Linked DNA regions of Homo sapiens: all the other regions are linked to region 1. A link is a contact called in ENCODE Hi-C data. All regions are on one chromosome and are shown on one strand. Each heading gives the region's core, a stretch centred on a gene start or an enhancer-like site at or near the end of the contact. The rest is flanking DNA. Distances are from core to core; before and after follow the strand shown. Region 1 holds the start of NAF1 (nuclear assembly factor 1 ribonucleoprotein). Region 2 holds the start of PLRG1 (pleiotropic regulator 1). Region 3 holds the start of NEK1 (NIMA related kinase 1).

Evidence for each region. A loop is a pair of places that touch in the nucleus more often than their neighbours do. Pooled maps may share reads with other maps.
Region 2: a loop to region 1 is called in a pooled map, with 6 times the contacts of the local background. The contact joins the promoter of PLRG1 here to the promoter of NAF1 in region 1. A Hi-C loop is called at or near these places in 2 of 50 pooled maps.
Region 3: a map of naive thymus-derived CD4-positive, alpha-beta T cell shows a loop between it and region 1 (15-fold over the local background). The contact joins the promoter of NEK1 here to the promoter of NAF1 in region 1. A Hi-C loop is called at or near these places in 3 of 168 maps with a recorded cell type or tissue (naive thymus-derived CD4-positive, alpha-beta T cell and posterior vena cava) and 12 of 50 pooled maps.

Annotation. Positions count from the first base shown.
Region 1 is chr4:163,164,072-163,168,806 of GRCh38, reverse strand. NAF1 (nuclear assembly factor 1 ribonucleoprotein) reads left to right here and starts at 1,917. Exons shown (of 8, transcript NM_138386.3): 1 at 1,917-2,444; 2 at 4,416-4,590. The coding sequence starts at 2,080. RefSeq lists enhancers at 1,964-2,163, 2,184-2,303, 2,334-2,413, 1,905-2,772.
Region 2 is chr4:154,548,445-154,553,179 of GRCh38, reverse strand. It overlaps PLRG1 (pleiotropic regulator 1), which reads left to right and starts at 2,780. Exons shown (of 15, transcript NM_002669.4): 1 at 2,780-2,880; 2 at 4,245-4,351. The coding sequence starts at 2,872. RefSeq lists enhancers at 769-1,063, 2,447-2,606, 2,627-2,676.
Region 3 is chr4:169,610,436-169,615,170 of GRCh38, reverse strand. It overlaps NEK1 (NIMA related kinase 1), which reads left to right and starts at 2,588. Exons shown (of 36, transcript NM_001199397.3): 1 at 2,588-2,949; 2 at 3,028-3,151. RefSeq lists enhancers at 2,516-2,575, 2,996-3,115.

The DNA of each region.
Region 1 (4,735 bases), core at 668-3,167:
CTCAGGTGATCTGCCTACCTCAGCCTCCCAAAATGCTGGAATTACAGGCGTGAGGCCCTGCGACTGGCCAACTTCTCCGTTTTTATTGGTAATACCAACTTCTTTCTAATTTCCTTGACCAGAAATTTTAGAGTACTTTTATTCTTCCCCTGATGCTGGGGATGTCCTTTACTCTATTTCATTGACTGTAAGCCTAGTTCAGACTTTTATCACCTAATTCCTGGAAAAATGCAACAAAGTGGCTGGCTGGGGAATAATTCTGGCTCAAACGTCTTCCCTTCTCAAATCTGTACTGCATGTCTTTGCAAGATCATTGTTAATTAAATATTTTATTCGTGAGTTCATGCATTGTTCCATTTTCCAAGTATTTTTGCACACTGAATGTATGACATGCCACTCCCTTATATAAAGCCTTACTTAGTGCTCACATGAACTAAATGAGATAGTATTTTTATCTCCATTTTACAGATAAGGAAATTAGGATTTAGATTAACTGCCCAAAGTCAGTAACACCAAACACAAAATGGTAGAGCTGAGGCCTGAACACAGGTCTTTTTAGTTGAAAACTCTGAGCTCTGCTTAATCATTGTGCTAGTAAGTTCGTATCCCAAGTTTAAAGTCCTTCTTCACTTTGGAGGATTTCCATGAAATAGCCTACCAATCCTACTTCCCATTTCTGCTGCACTTGGATTTTCTATTTCATATTTCAAATATTTTTCTAGTTATCTCCTGTGCATTGCCCTTCTCTACTTCAAGTAGATTGTAAGCTTCTTAAAACCTTACTCTTATTACACTTGCCTTGCATTTCTATGAAGATCTACTGTTGTAGATGACACACTAAATTCTCAGTGAATAATTTATAAAATCTTTAGCACAGTCCTTGGCACATATGCATGTTTAACAAATGGTATCAATGATTATTATTACTACACAGGGACTGATGCCTCAAACTGAAGACCTAATAGGAAACCAGAAAATTCTGATCTCTTCCTCAGTCCTAAGAACTCTGCTTGCTTTCTCCACAATTTAGACTAGTGGTTTCCAACAATAAGTGAGTACATTTCAGTCTCATAGTCTCATCTCTCTACTACGAAACAGTGCTAAGTATGATATAGACATCACCATAACATGAACAACACAGCAAAATTTTGTCCATTACTGCTCTCTTTGAGGGTACTTTGGAGAAAGGAAAATGGAATAGTTGTAGTTACATTTTTGAAAAAATGGTTAATACCCTATCTATCGACAGATGGATCTATTGATGGATAAACTTCATTTAACTTTCATGAAGTTACTAGCGTCTTGTCAAGACTTCCTGGCTCAAGTTTCTGATGTACAGAACTTAGCATTCTTCAGGCACCCCCCTGTTGTATAATCCCTGCTTCATTTTGGCGCTTCAAGCAGAATTGGTTCACATGCAGCAATAGGAAAATCCGACATTCAGGCCTTGAATGGTTCACATGACGCAGTGAAAACGGTCGATTTAGGGCCTCCCTAGTCCTGATTATTTTTTTTTGAGACGGAGTCTCGCTTTCTCGCCAGGCTGGAGTGCAGTGGCGCGGTCTCGGCTCACTCCAACTTCCGCCTGCTGGGTTCAAGCGATTCTCCTGCCTCAGCCTCCCAAGTAGTGGGAATTACAGGCACGCGCCACCATGCCCAGCTAATTTTTGTATTTTTAGTAGAGATGGGGTTTCACCATGTTGGGCAGGCTGGTCTGTGAACTCCTGACCTTGTGATCCGCCCACCTCGGTCTCCCAAAGTGCTGGGATTACGAGCGTGAGCCACGGCGCCCGACCCCCTAATCCTGATTTTCGAAGATATGACGCATGTATCCTGCCCCCGCGAGCGCCGTCGCGCCGTCGCGCCACATACGTCACACGCTCTTCGGAAAGCGTTGCTGCGTAAATGGCGGGGGCGTGTCTTTTGGCTCCTCCGCGTGTAGTTACCTGAGAAACGCGGGAAGTTGGGCCCAGGCAGTGTTGCTGCGGTTGCCTAAGTTGTTTTTCTATTTCTGGAGAGAGCCGTGAGCTTGTCCAGGGGCCCCAATCCTGAGGCCGACCCGGTTTCTGGCGCGGTGCGATGGAGGTAGTGGAGGCCGCCGCCGCTCAGCTGGAAACTCTGAAATTCAATGGCACCGACTTTGGAGTTGGGGAAGGTCCGGCGGCTCCGTCTCCGGGCTCTGCCCCTGTGCCAGGGACACAGCCGCCGCTACAGTCGTTTGAGGGGTCCCCGGACGCTGGGCAGACCGTGGAGGTTAAGCCTGCCGGGGAGCAGCCTCTGCAGCCCGTTCTGAACGCCGTCGCGGCCGGGACCCCGGCGCCGCAGCCACAGCCACCGGCTGAATCGCCGGCCTGCGGAGACTGCGTCACCTCCCCAGGAGCCGCAGAGCCTGCGCGGGCGCCGGACTCCTTGGAGACCTCGGACTCGGATTCGGACTCGGACAGGTCGGGTGCCTAAGGGACCCGGAGCTGTGGGGAGAGGTCTTGTATGACGGGCGGGGGTGGCTGGGGCCTAGGAGCCTAGAGGTTGCTTGTGTGGGCCCTGGAGGGTGGGCAGGTCGTTGGTGCTCCGGGCTCACGTGTTGAAGTATTGGCTCCGACTGCCCCTTATTCGCTGCCTCTCAAAGCAGGTCGCGTTGTGAATCTGAGCTTAGTACTGACTTATTTCCTAAATTTGGTGGCCTGAAGGGTTCTATGTATAGATCGTATCATTTTTTGTTAGACTTTAGAAAACCCGAGGATCTTAGGTTATTTCCGTAACTACTCAGTTTAGGCTGTACTTTTGTGGTTATAGTTGAGTTTTGTGTCAGATCTGATTTTTTTTTATCATCACATCTAGGCTTTGTTTTTTGAACCACATACATTGGGGATCAGGAAAAGTATTATTTTTTGTGTTTCAAAGCTGGCTCTTGATGATTACGTTAATTTATAGAATCCTTGCAGGGAACACGTGTTTATGAAAGTAGCCAAACAGTGTTATTTAGTAGTATCTTATGCTTCTTACGTTTTGTGAGAGCCTTTCCCCCTTGCCCCCACACCTGTCTTTTAAATATGAAATCTCTGGGCTGGAGAGGACTCCAGCATGTGGGATGTTACTAAACCACACTGAACATTGTCTACAAATAGTTGAGTGTGTTGAGTGGGGTACTGAACAGGTTAACAAGATAGACACGTGTTGAGGAGGTGAGAAGTTTAGTTTTCAGGGAAGTCATCAGCGGAGAGTGGAAGTGAAGAAGGCTGAAGGATTTGAGTAGAAGGAGAGGGTATGAAATGTACTGGGAGGGGGAAGTAACAACTGTAAACAAGGTTGGATTTCTTGGCAGTACTAAGATTGCAGTATAATCATCTTGTGGGATTTCAGAGCTCATTTTACTAGCAAAGAAAAGTAAATGGTAGATGATTTGGGGATACGTTTTGAAAGCAGAAGGGATATGGCGTCATAATAGGCCAACTTAGTGTCAGGATACTACTTCTGACTCTGTGGGTGATGGCAGAGGATACCAAATATTTGAAGAAGTCAAAAGGGGTACAACTTTTTGCCAGTTAACAGCAGTGAAATCAAATGGAAACTGAAGAAGCAGGTTTAGTTAGTATAATGCACTTTTTCTTGTTTTAACTTGCTATGAGTGTGGGTGTATAGGCCATTCGTACAAAGGTGGCCAGTATGCCGTCAGAGATTGGACATGGAGTTTAGAGATGTCATAGCTGAAGATTTAGGCGTTAATTCACATGGATGATGACTGAAATCATTAATGTGTATGGGATTATCCATGAAAGTAGTAGCGAAAGAAGAGAAAGTGAGGATGGAACCCTTAAAAATAGTATATAAAAGGGCTTCAAGTGGGGAGCCAACAAACAAAATTTAAACTGAGACAGTGGTTGCTGTTAACGATAATTTCTGTGGAAGATAAGGACCAAGTGAGTTTTCAGAAAGTAGAATGGTCTACATACTTTCGTAACTGAGGATTTCCCAAGTTGTCTGTAGCCTGAGAAGAAACTCATTAAGCAATCTGGCAATTAAGCGATCTGGTGGTTGTGACTAAGAGAGGTGCCATGCCCAGAATTCCCTTTTTTTAGTGGTTTGTCACATGCTTGCTTATATTCAGACAGGTGTATGATATGTGAGAGTATTGTAATAAGAGGATCTGGGTTATGGCAAAGGTTTGAAAATGTTATTGGTAAACTAAATACTACTTTCCCAATACCATATCAGTTTTGAAGTGCTAGTTTTGAATTAGAACAGCAGTAGTAAACATGTAGTAAAGTTGATATTTCTTAATTGCATAATCTTATTTTAATATTAGAATAAGCAATAGTAAACTTGTATTAAAGTTGATATTTCTTAATTGAATAATCTTATTTTAATATTAGTATAATAATACTGGACTATTTTTTTAACTGTTTTCTTCCCTACAGTGAAACAGATTCAGATAGTTCAAGTTCATCGTCTTCCTCTTCATCTTCCTCATCGTCGTCTTCTTCCTCTTGTATATCACTTCCTCCAGTGCTGTCAGATGGAGATGATGATTTACAAATTGAGAAGGAAAATAAGAATTTTCCTCTTAAAACAAAAGATGAATTACTTCTTAATGTAAGTACTTAGATTTATTAAGCTTAGTTTGCATGTTTTAAAACGTATTCTGGTACCAGTATTGATCTAATTTTGCCTATATCTGCTCCATAAATTTGAAATTTATTCTCAGCCTAATAGGCATGCTTTTGGTATGCCTTGGCTT
Region 2 (4,735 bases), core at 1,531-4,030, 8.6 Mb after region 1:
TGGTACTTTGTTACATCAGCCCTAGCAAACTAATACACATGAGATGGGGCTTCATGTAGTAGAGGATGGTGAAATTGTGATAAGTAAGACCCGAGGACTCTCTCTCTCTCTCTCACACACACACATACACCTTGCTAAGATATTTATAACTGACAGTTTATAACTGATAGTACAATCTAATTATTCCCAAAGTCTTTCCAGGCATTAACAGGAAGAACAGCCCCTTCACTGTTCCTTATAGTCCCAGAAGCTTGTTTCAACTATGCTACAAGAAAGTATCTGCTAACACTACCTTAGTATTTAGGCAAATTCATAGCATTGTGCTAAACAATTAAAGACCAAAGTTTTGGAAGAAATGTCCAAGTATCATTTTTCACAGGTTTTGACCTCAGAAATTCAAATAAACAGTGATAACTCCCATGATTACTTCCTTTTGAATTAACGAACAATTTCAAATATGAAATTTAAGGGATGGACATACTGAGCCACACAACTCTAAAGAACATTGCATATAGTGTTTTTTAAAGCTTGTATATTTAACCCTCTAAGTTGAAACAGAAAAATAAATAGTAATATTTATTATTTTATAAGAATCAGAAAACACTTCCTATAAAAATATCATAAAAAGCTGATGAAAATGGCACTCAAATCTATACTCATATGACCTATCACTGTTCAAGAGCAAAGGACAATATTTGAAGGAGAATAAAAAGAGTTTCTGTATTGGTGAGTTTAAAAAATCTTGCCTAAAGAAGGAGGGCTTTCCTTAAAACTTGTATTCTTGGTTTTACACAGACATAATACTAATAATTTATATTAATAAGTTACTTGCCGTGTCTGCTTTAAGGACAGCCCTGAGGGCCCGTACAAAGAGCAGTGGTGACACCTGCTGTTCAAATAAGGCAGCTTCGGGTGTCAGCCAGGCCATGTGTGTATGACGGAGCCTTTCAGGAATCCAATTAAACTTGTGGATCCTTTCTCCAGAAAATAAAACATATTCCCATATAAATACAAAATTTTCCTACAATATACATAATTCATGAATCCCTGAACTAAATAATAGGGTCACTTGAGTTCTATATTTATCTAAAATATTGTAAACTTTCAAGGGGATGACATCATTCTATAAATTCACGACAGTGTTTTAAAAGGAGCAAATTCGAGGCAATTTACCTCAATCATTACCATGTTGTTATTGAGAAATTAAATTAATGTCTCCAGGATGATTAAATATGTAAAAAGTTAATAGATCCAACTAGACAATTAATATATTGCCATATATATTAGTCTTGCTTAGGTTTCTATGGTTTTATTGTCATTTCAAATCATGTTATTTTCTATAGTTATTATTAATAGGTGAGTATATTATTTAGTTCATCAAGTATATATTTTACAATTATGGTATTTTCTTGCAAGGAAATACCATCACCTGCCACCTTTACAGAAAAGCAATTCTTAGGCCAAACTCACAGTTAAATTCAGAGATGCTGTATCTTCAAGTAAAAACATGACCTTAAGGCAGGGCTCAGTGGCTCATGCCTGTAATCCTAGCACTTTGGGAGGCCGAGGCGGGCGGATCACCTGAGGTCAGGAGTTCAAGACCAGCCTGGCCAACATGGTGAAACGCTGTCTCTACTAAAAATACAAAAATTAGCCGGGCATGGTGGCGGGCGCCTGTAATCCCAGCTACTCCAGAGGCTGAGGCAGGAGAATAGCTTGAACCTGGGATGCTGAGGTTGCAGTGAGCCAAGATCGCGCCATGGCACTCCAGCCTGGGCGACAAGAGCGAAACTCTGTCTCAAACAAAAACCCATGACCTTAATGTTTTTAATGAATTTCCAAGTAAGGTTGATTTATATTGCTATTCTTTTGCTAGATTTTTTCCCCCTCTCAAAGTGTAAGCAGTATGCTCTCAGGACAGGATTAGTGAAACTGAAACAGGGCCAGTAAAATGTTTGTCTATTTAAGTTTGTAAATGCCTAAGTCCATCCATTTTTTTTTTTACATAGAAAAATAATTGGGTAGGGTTGATCACAAACCACAGATTTTACCAGGGTAGAAAGCAAAAATACCAATACTTGGCACAAGGATATGTATAAATAAAAATGGCTAAAGTCTCCAATTGTGTCTTCTACCAGCTTTGAAAAGCTGTACCCTGGCATTGTTGAAGCCACAATAATCAGCAGGCAACTAGGAAATGGACAAGAGCTATGCAGTTTTGAGAAATTAAAAAAAAAAATCTATTAGCAGAAAATAAATATGGGGTTTTGTTATAACTACATGTCAAAATTTTCCAAATTAAAACAGCTATTCCTCAACGTTCACTTAACAAGTGTTTACTGGACTGTTTAAGCGAAATTGTTTTCAGGTGTTAAGCCTACAAGTGTCCAAGTGCTTCTCGCCAGGATTAGAACCAGGAGACACAAAGCACGCAGGCGACCTCCAAAGAGATCAAGGTAGTGGAAATGCCTTAGATAGAGCCCACGGGAGTTTGCTCTCCAGACGCTTAGGTTCTCTGAATAAAAAGCGTTAAGCTTCCGGGGAATACAGCACGAACAACCAGGACCCCAACTAAGGCAGAAAACATAATTCTAAGATTTCTTCAGAGGGACGAGTGAAACCCTCCACCCAGGCCCTTCCAGGAGTCTCCGGCTTTCAGCCTCGAGACTCCGCCCTAGAGGCGGTCCCGAGGAGGGAGACCCGCCTCCTGATCCTAGATGGCCGAGGGAGACTAGCGCGCGTGCGCAGAGCTTGCATCACATCCGCCGCCTGGGCGCCCAATTCCGGAAGGTGCTGCACAGCTGTGGCGGCGGGTACTGCGTTAGTGATTAGAGTTTCTTCCCTGCCGGAGGTGGGATACACGGTAGCATCATGGTCGAGGTAAAGTGACACTGGGGCTCTCAAGAGTCGTTTGTCTCTGGACTGTTTTTTTTGGCAGTGCGCGTGGGGGATTGAGAGTACTTGGAGTCCAGAGAGAAAAGAGGCTACGAGGGGAGCTATTTGGCCAAGGCCGAGTGGTCTCTTCTTCGGGTTTTCGGGGAAGGGGTAGAAGCCGGATGAGAACCCGAGTCGGAGGTTCAGCCTGGGCGCGAAGCCTGAGATAATTCGTCCAGTCCTCGTTTGACTCTTGGGAGCTGGAAAGTGTCCTCGGAGGCGGGGCCTCTGTTGGTGATCGACCACTGGTACTTGCCGCCCTCGGGGCAGTGTCAGTGAGTCTGTGCCCTAAAAGATTGGTAGTCTTCTCTATCTTGCGTTCAGGTCGTCTCTTATTTCACCTCTACCCCCAGAAAAACTTGCCGTTCTTTACATCTTTCCCTGGCATGAACAGCCAACGCTGTTAGCTGGTCTTGTCCATCTTACCCCACATGTTTATTGATTCCATTCACTCTTCTCCATATCCGCTGCAGTCCACCTTAATTGAGACCAACATCATCTTTCACCTGGACTGGTGCATTAGCTCCCCGTTGGTTGGTTTCCTTGCTTCCATTTTGTTCTATAAGTTGTTCTGTTTAAAACGTAAGTTGTTCATACCTTTCTTGTTTAAAACCCTTTACTGACCCTATGTTGCTAGAACAAAATATAGGCTGTTGTAATAGTCTAAAAGACCTTACCTAATCTGGACCTTGTCTACCCTTGCAGCTACAAAGCACCATCTCATCCTCCATACACAGCTGTACTGCGCTCCTTGTATTATTTCAGTTAACTGAACTTTTTTTTACATGACATTTCCATCAGCCTGGTTCGTTCTTACCTCTGTTTTGTGCAAGGCTAACTCCCTTTCTGCTTAAATATCACCTTAGTGAAATCTTTCACAATTATACTTAGTCCTTCATTCCCTGACTCAGCGCCTTGCTTGTTGCCTTCATAGCACTTATCAAAATGTGGAATTATTTTACTTTTTATTTGTCTGTTTCCTCTTGAGCACAGGGACCATGACCACCTTTTTATCATTCTATTGTGAGATTCTAGCACAATACCTGCCAGACACACAGTAGGAGCTCAGTAAATATTTATTGAGTAAGTTAAACTCCGGCATCACTCAGTTGCTAAACCTGAGGTTCTAGCCAAAGAGGAGCTTCCTCCTCTTCTCTGAACTTGACTCCTGTAGCTTGCAACAAGTAGCTATGGTGAGTGGTATAAAGCTTTTTACATATTTAAACACGTGAAGTGTATAATCAATCTGACTTTAGGTTATGATTTGTGTAATTTGTAGATAGGTGTGTAATTACATTCTTTTTTTTTAGGAGGTACAGAAACATTCTGTACACACCCTTGTGTTCAGGTCGTTGAAGAGGACCCATGACATGTTTGTAGCTGATAATGGAAAACCTGTGCCTTTAGATGAAGAGAGGTTGGTGTAGTTTTTTTTTTTCAATTGCTAAAATACTTAACATTCTAATACTAGGGGAAGAGAGCAGGGAGAGGGAGTCCTTTAAAGATAAGCTAGTCATGGGCTAATTATTCAATAATGAGTGGTGTTTTGGCATAATTTAAGCTGATTTAACTTTTTTTTTTGGCCTTTTACAGTAAAAGTTCCATTAATTAATTGCATTTTACAAATACCCAGTAATTAAGAGAGTCCCTTTTAGGTATTTTATTTTATAATCAATCACTTTGTATGTGCTTTCAGCTTCCCGCTGCTCTCAGAGCCTTGCTGAGCTGAAATTGTACCTGGCTAGTACCTCTACTCCCATCTTTTCTCGTTAGTATGATGAAGATTTTTGAGTGGTGGCAT
Region 3 (4,735 bases), core at 1,339-3,838, 6.4 Mb before region 1:
ACATAATAATTTCACAAAGGGAAAATAGTGTAGTTCTATACCAACCATTTGCTCTAATTTGTTATTCTCTATTTTGTTTCACCTTGCTGCCTGCTTTCTAGAAAGAAGGAATAACAATATCCATTCTTTGAATATGTTTGTCCCCATCATCTAACATATAGTGCTTAATTGTGAATGCATGGCAGAATATATTTCTGAAAAATCTAGTAGAATAGCTTAGGTATACTGCTAGTCCCCTTCCATTTACTATATTGTACTACCACTATTAATAAGGAGTTAAGAAATTTTCATAACCAAGACATAGGAGTGTTAAAGTGAAAAAATATGCATACATTTTGACCCAGCAAACCTACTTTTCGAAATCTATCCCACAGAAGTAATTATACCATTGGAAACAATATGTCTACTGAATGGAGTAGATTTTGGTATAGCCATATCATGAAATATCAATATCATTCACAAGAATTAGTTGATATCCGCATAGATGTTCATATACTATTAAATTTAAAAATGTACGTTGCAAAATAATATGTATACTATAGTCCCGGCTAGGCACAGTGGCTCACGCCTGTAATCCCAGCACTTTGGGAGGCCAAAGCAGGCAGAATTACTTGAGCTCAGGAGTTCAAAACCAGCCTGAGCAACATGGTAGAACCCATCTCTACAAAACACACACACAAGAAGCCTGGGCAACATGGCAAAAACCCTATCTCTACAAAAAAAATACCGAAATTAGCCAGGTGTGATGGCACGCACCCATGGTCCCAGCTGCTCGGGAGGCTGAAGTGGGAGAATCACTTGAGCCTGGAAGGCGGAGGTTGCAGGGAGCTAAGATCGCGCCACTGCACTCCAGCTTGGGAAACAGAATGAGACCCTGTCTCCAAAATAAATAAGTAAATAAAAGACTAAGACTAATATATAAAATATAAAAATGCATGCTTATGTTTTTAGGAACTTAGAGAAAAATGTAGATGATATTAATTAACTGTTAACATTGGTTTCGTGGAGGACAGCACAGAAGAGCTCTGGGAAGGAGACGATAGGCTTTATCTTTGTGTACTTGTGTTACTGGCTTGTTGCAAGAAGCAAAAACTTTTTTGTTTGAAAGAAAAGTCCAATAAAATATTTAAAGAAAAAGAAACCCCAAAGCACTCTTGTTTAAAAATAAAAAAAAAAATCAATTGTACAGGGGTATATAAACCAGAAAGGGAAATCAGGTAATCTTCTTAGGTAACCTGCTTTATTTACTCATCAATATATCAATGGTATCTTTGTATGTCAATAAAGTAGATCTTGATTACTCTTTTAAATGGCTTTAGAGTATTTCATTGTTTGGATATATTATAATTTAATCAATTCTTTATTGTTATACATTTACAGTATTTCTAGTTTTTCTGGTTATAAACAATAACGGTTATCCTTGTATATAAATCATTGCTCACTTGTTCCAGAAGTTAAATTGCTGAGTCAAAGGATATGCATACTGCTAGCATACCTTCTAGAAAGACTGTAGCAGTTTGTAGTCCTACCAATAGTTTATGACATGAGCCTAAAGAATTATCTAAGGAGGTTAGCTGACTAGCCATTCTTCCTGTAAGCAGCAAAAAGAATTTGCTTAGATTAGTAATTGGCAACATTTCACTTCACTTTGATGTACAAAAGGATGTGGGTAGAACTACAATTGTGCATTCAGACATGATAATTCCTACTAACTGGGGGTAGGAGGGCCCACAGGAGTGTAGACTAGAAGTAGAAAGAATGAGGAAAATAAGTCTTTTGTAGCTGTATGGCGATTGAAGAGGAGATAAAACAAACTCTCCAGCTTTTCAGGTTGGGTGACTTGCAGCGCCATCGTCTGGCAAAGCCGCCAAAATCTTTCAATGTCCCTAGGAATAAAGTTGCCCTGAGTAGGGCCACTCAGGATGACGCCAGATGATATCCCTTATTATAGTTTTAGGGGAATCTCTTCCTACCTTCGCCAGTCCTGCAGTGAAAAAATGTACTTAGACTGCTGTACATTTCCAAACCCTTCAACATACAGACAAGTAATTTATACATACATTAGATGTAAAGGTGTAGAAAACCCCATACAGCTTTTTAAAAATATCTCAAGACTTAAACATTCTTCTGTTTCAACCATCCAAGATATAATAGGAAAAGACTTGCTTTTTAAAGCAAAATTGCTCTTTAAAATGTGGCATCCCTAAGTAGTGCGCTTTCATGTAAAATAAAAAAGTCCCTTTCTCGGTGTAGTAGCTGTGGGAAAATTTTATATGCTTTATATTCCAAATTGGTTTCAACTAGTGAGTTCTCTCCCGCATCTCTGCATGACTCTTAACAGCTTTACACTCTCTCCATCCTTTTCATCTCTCCCGTCTCGTCCTTTCTGTCTTCCCGCCTGCAGAGCCCGCCCCTCCCGTCCCTTCGCACAGCACCCCGCCCGCCCCTTCGCACAGCACCCCGCCCGACCCTACGGTTCTAGCCCAGCCTCACTGCTCCTTCCCAGCCGCCTCCGCTGCGTGCCGCCTTCCACGCGCTGACGTCACACGCCAGCGCCGGTGACGCGCCGGCCGCTCTCCCTTAGTCCGCATTCGCTCCAGGGTTTTGGGACCCTAGGTTGCGGAGTCCTTACCCTACCCTGGCCTCTCGAGCAGTTGTCCCCATAACTCGGAATCTAGAGCCGCTGTTGCGAGGCAGGAGCACGTGGCAGTCAAGTAGCTTCCCAGTCCCGAACGCCGCCCGTCCCCACCCCGCCGTGGCCACTAGCAACGACCTCTGTGAAGTTGGAGAGGCGGTAACGGAGGCACTCCCCCTGCTGCACCCCGCCGTTTCTACGGGGCTCAGAAACCAGTTTGTTTGTTTCGTCGGGGTAGTGTCGACCTGTCTTACGGGCGTCGCCCGAGACAGGACGGAGTCAAACCCGTGGTATCAACTGAAGACGAGTGTCAGGTGTGGAGAGTCTCAGTGCCCCCTTTCAGTCTGGACTGTGAGCTGCTGCTGGTTAGACAGTCTTGGTTTCTCTTTCAGGATGTCATTTTCAAAATGCGGGATGGTACCTCTGCTTTATTAAGCCCCGTAGGAAGACTGCCACACCTAGACTGATGCTTATTAGTCATCACCGTTATTCCTACTAACGTCCTGTGTCACTGAGGTGAGTTCCACTTGGGGGAAGGAATGACATGCAAAATGGTAAAAATCATCCTGGAAATGAGATGTGCGTAGAACTGCTTATATTGAGATTACACAGATACCTTAAGTGTTTGCAGGGAAAATACCTTAATCTCATTTAAATGTTAATTCTCTAAGACACTCTGTATTAACAAAGCGATTCTTGGACATTACGGTATTTTTAAAAACTAGAGCGGTAATGGGATTAAAATAATAGGAATCTTAGTATGGATAAGCAAGCATTTGCATTGCTTATGTTGTGTCCAATCTTAAATTACTGATAAATTTTAATTAGGAAGCGAATATGAGTAGTAGTTAGCTGGTTACCCTGTAATCTTAGATTTCTGTTTCCATGATTTGACACAGTTTCCATATGTAAGGCATTAATTGTTGTACTACTTTAAGAGTTTATCATAACTTTTTTTGCAGGCCTATTTTTTGTTCTTTAAGATCTGCTTTAGGAAGCAGAAATATTTTTTATTGCCTTGGTATGTTTCATTAGAAATGTTTATGAAGGATTAAAAGTGGCATCCAATCTAAGTTAATGACCTTTTTTTATGATGCAGCAGTATTGTAGAGCTGATGGAGGGGAGCCAAATTTGGAGAGAAGTAACTCCTTGTTTCTAGTTTACATTTGTCTGGTTTTAGAGGTTCTACAGATCTGTTTCACTTAAAATATCCATTGTTCTAGGTGAAATGTAAGGAGCCTATTTTGTGGGAAAACAGGTTTTTTTCACGTTAAAAGTCACTGTCAGGAATTTAATAAAGGTCGTCGGACTTGACCACAGAAGTTCTTTTGAGGTCGTGTGAATAGTACATTGACATTGTATTCCAAGTAAATTTTGCCCTGTCTAATCTCCTGCCTTCTAGTCTAAGTCATGAACATGACACCTTTTCACGAATGTACATTCTTTATTTACCTGTTGGTAGTTTCTACTACAAAATCTGTTGAATATTGTCTGAATAGACTTACAGAGAAGAAAAAATATTTTGAAAAAAGTCTAATAGAAATTCCATTTTTGCTTTCTGCTTTTTCGAATAAAGGAAGATAAAGAACTTTTTTCCTGAGAAGATAAATGGATCCCCTCCCACTATTCAAGATGGTATTTATTGCTTAGGCAGAACTGTATGTATGGATTGTAGCTGCATACAGCGCCAAAAGACTTCTTGAAACCTGTTGCCATGCCTTTACCATGTTTCCCTTCAAGACAGCCTGTCTATAGAATATCTGAAACACCTGATGAGAGCTTAATGCTTAACCTAAGTATGTGTTCCAGATTGATCGAAGTTGAGCTTTTCCATTCATATACTCTAAAATTGTTTATATGTGGCTCACAAAATTTTATTATGTCCAAAATTGCTTATTTGTGGCTTTAAAGAAATTCTTAGTGGCTGGGTGCTGTGGCTCTTACCTGTAATCCCAGCAGTTTGGGAGGCCACGGTGGGTGGATCACTTGAGGTCAGGAGGTTGAGACAAGCCTGGCTGACCTGGCGAACCCATATCTACCAAAAATACAAAAAATTAGACGGGCGTGGTGGTGCGTGCCTGTAATCCCAGCTACTTGGA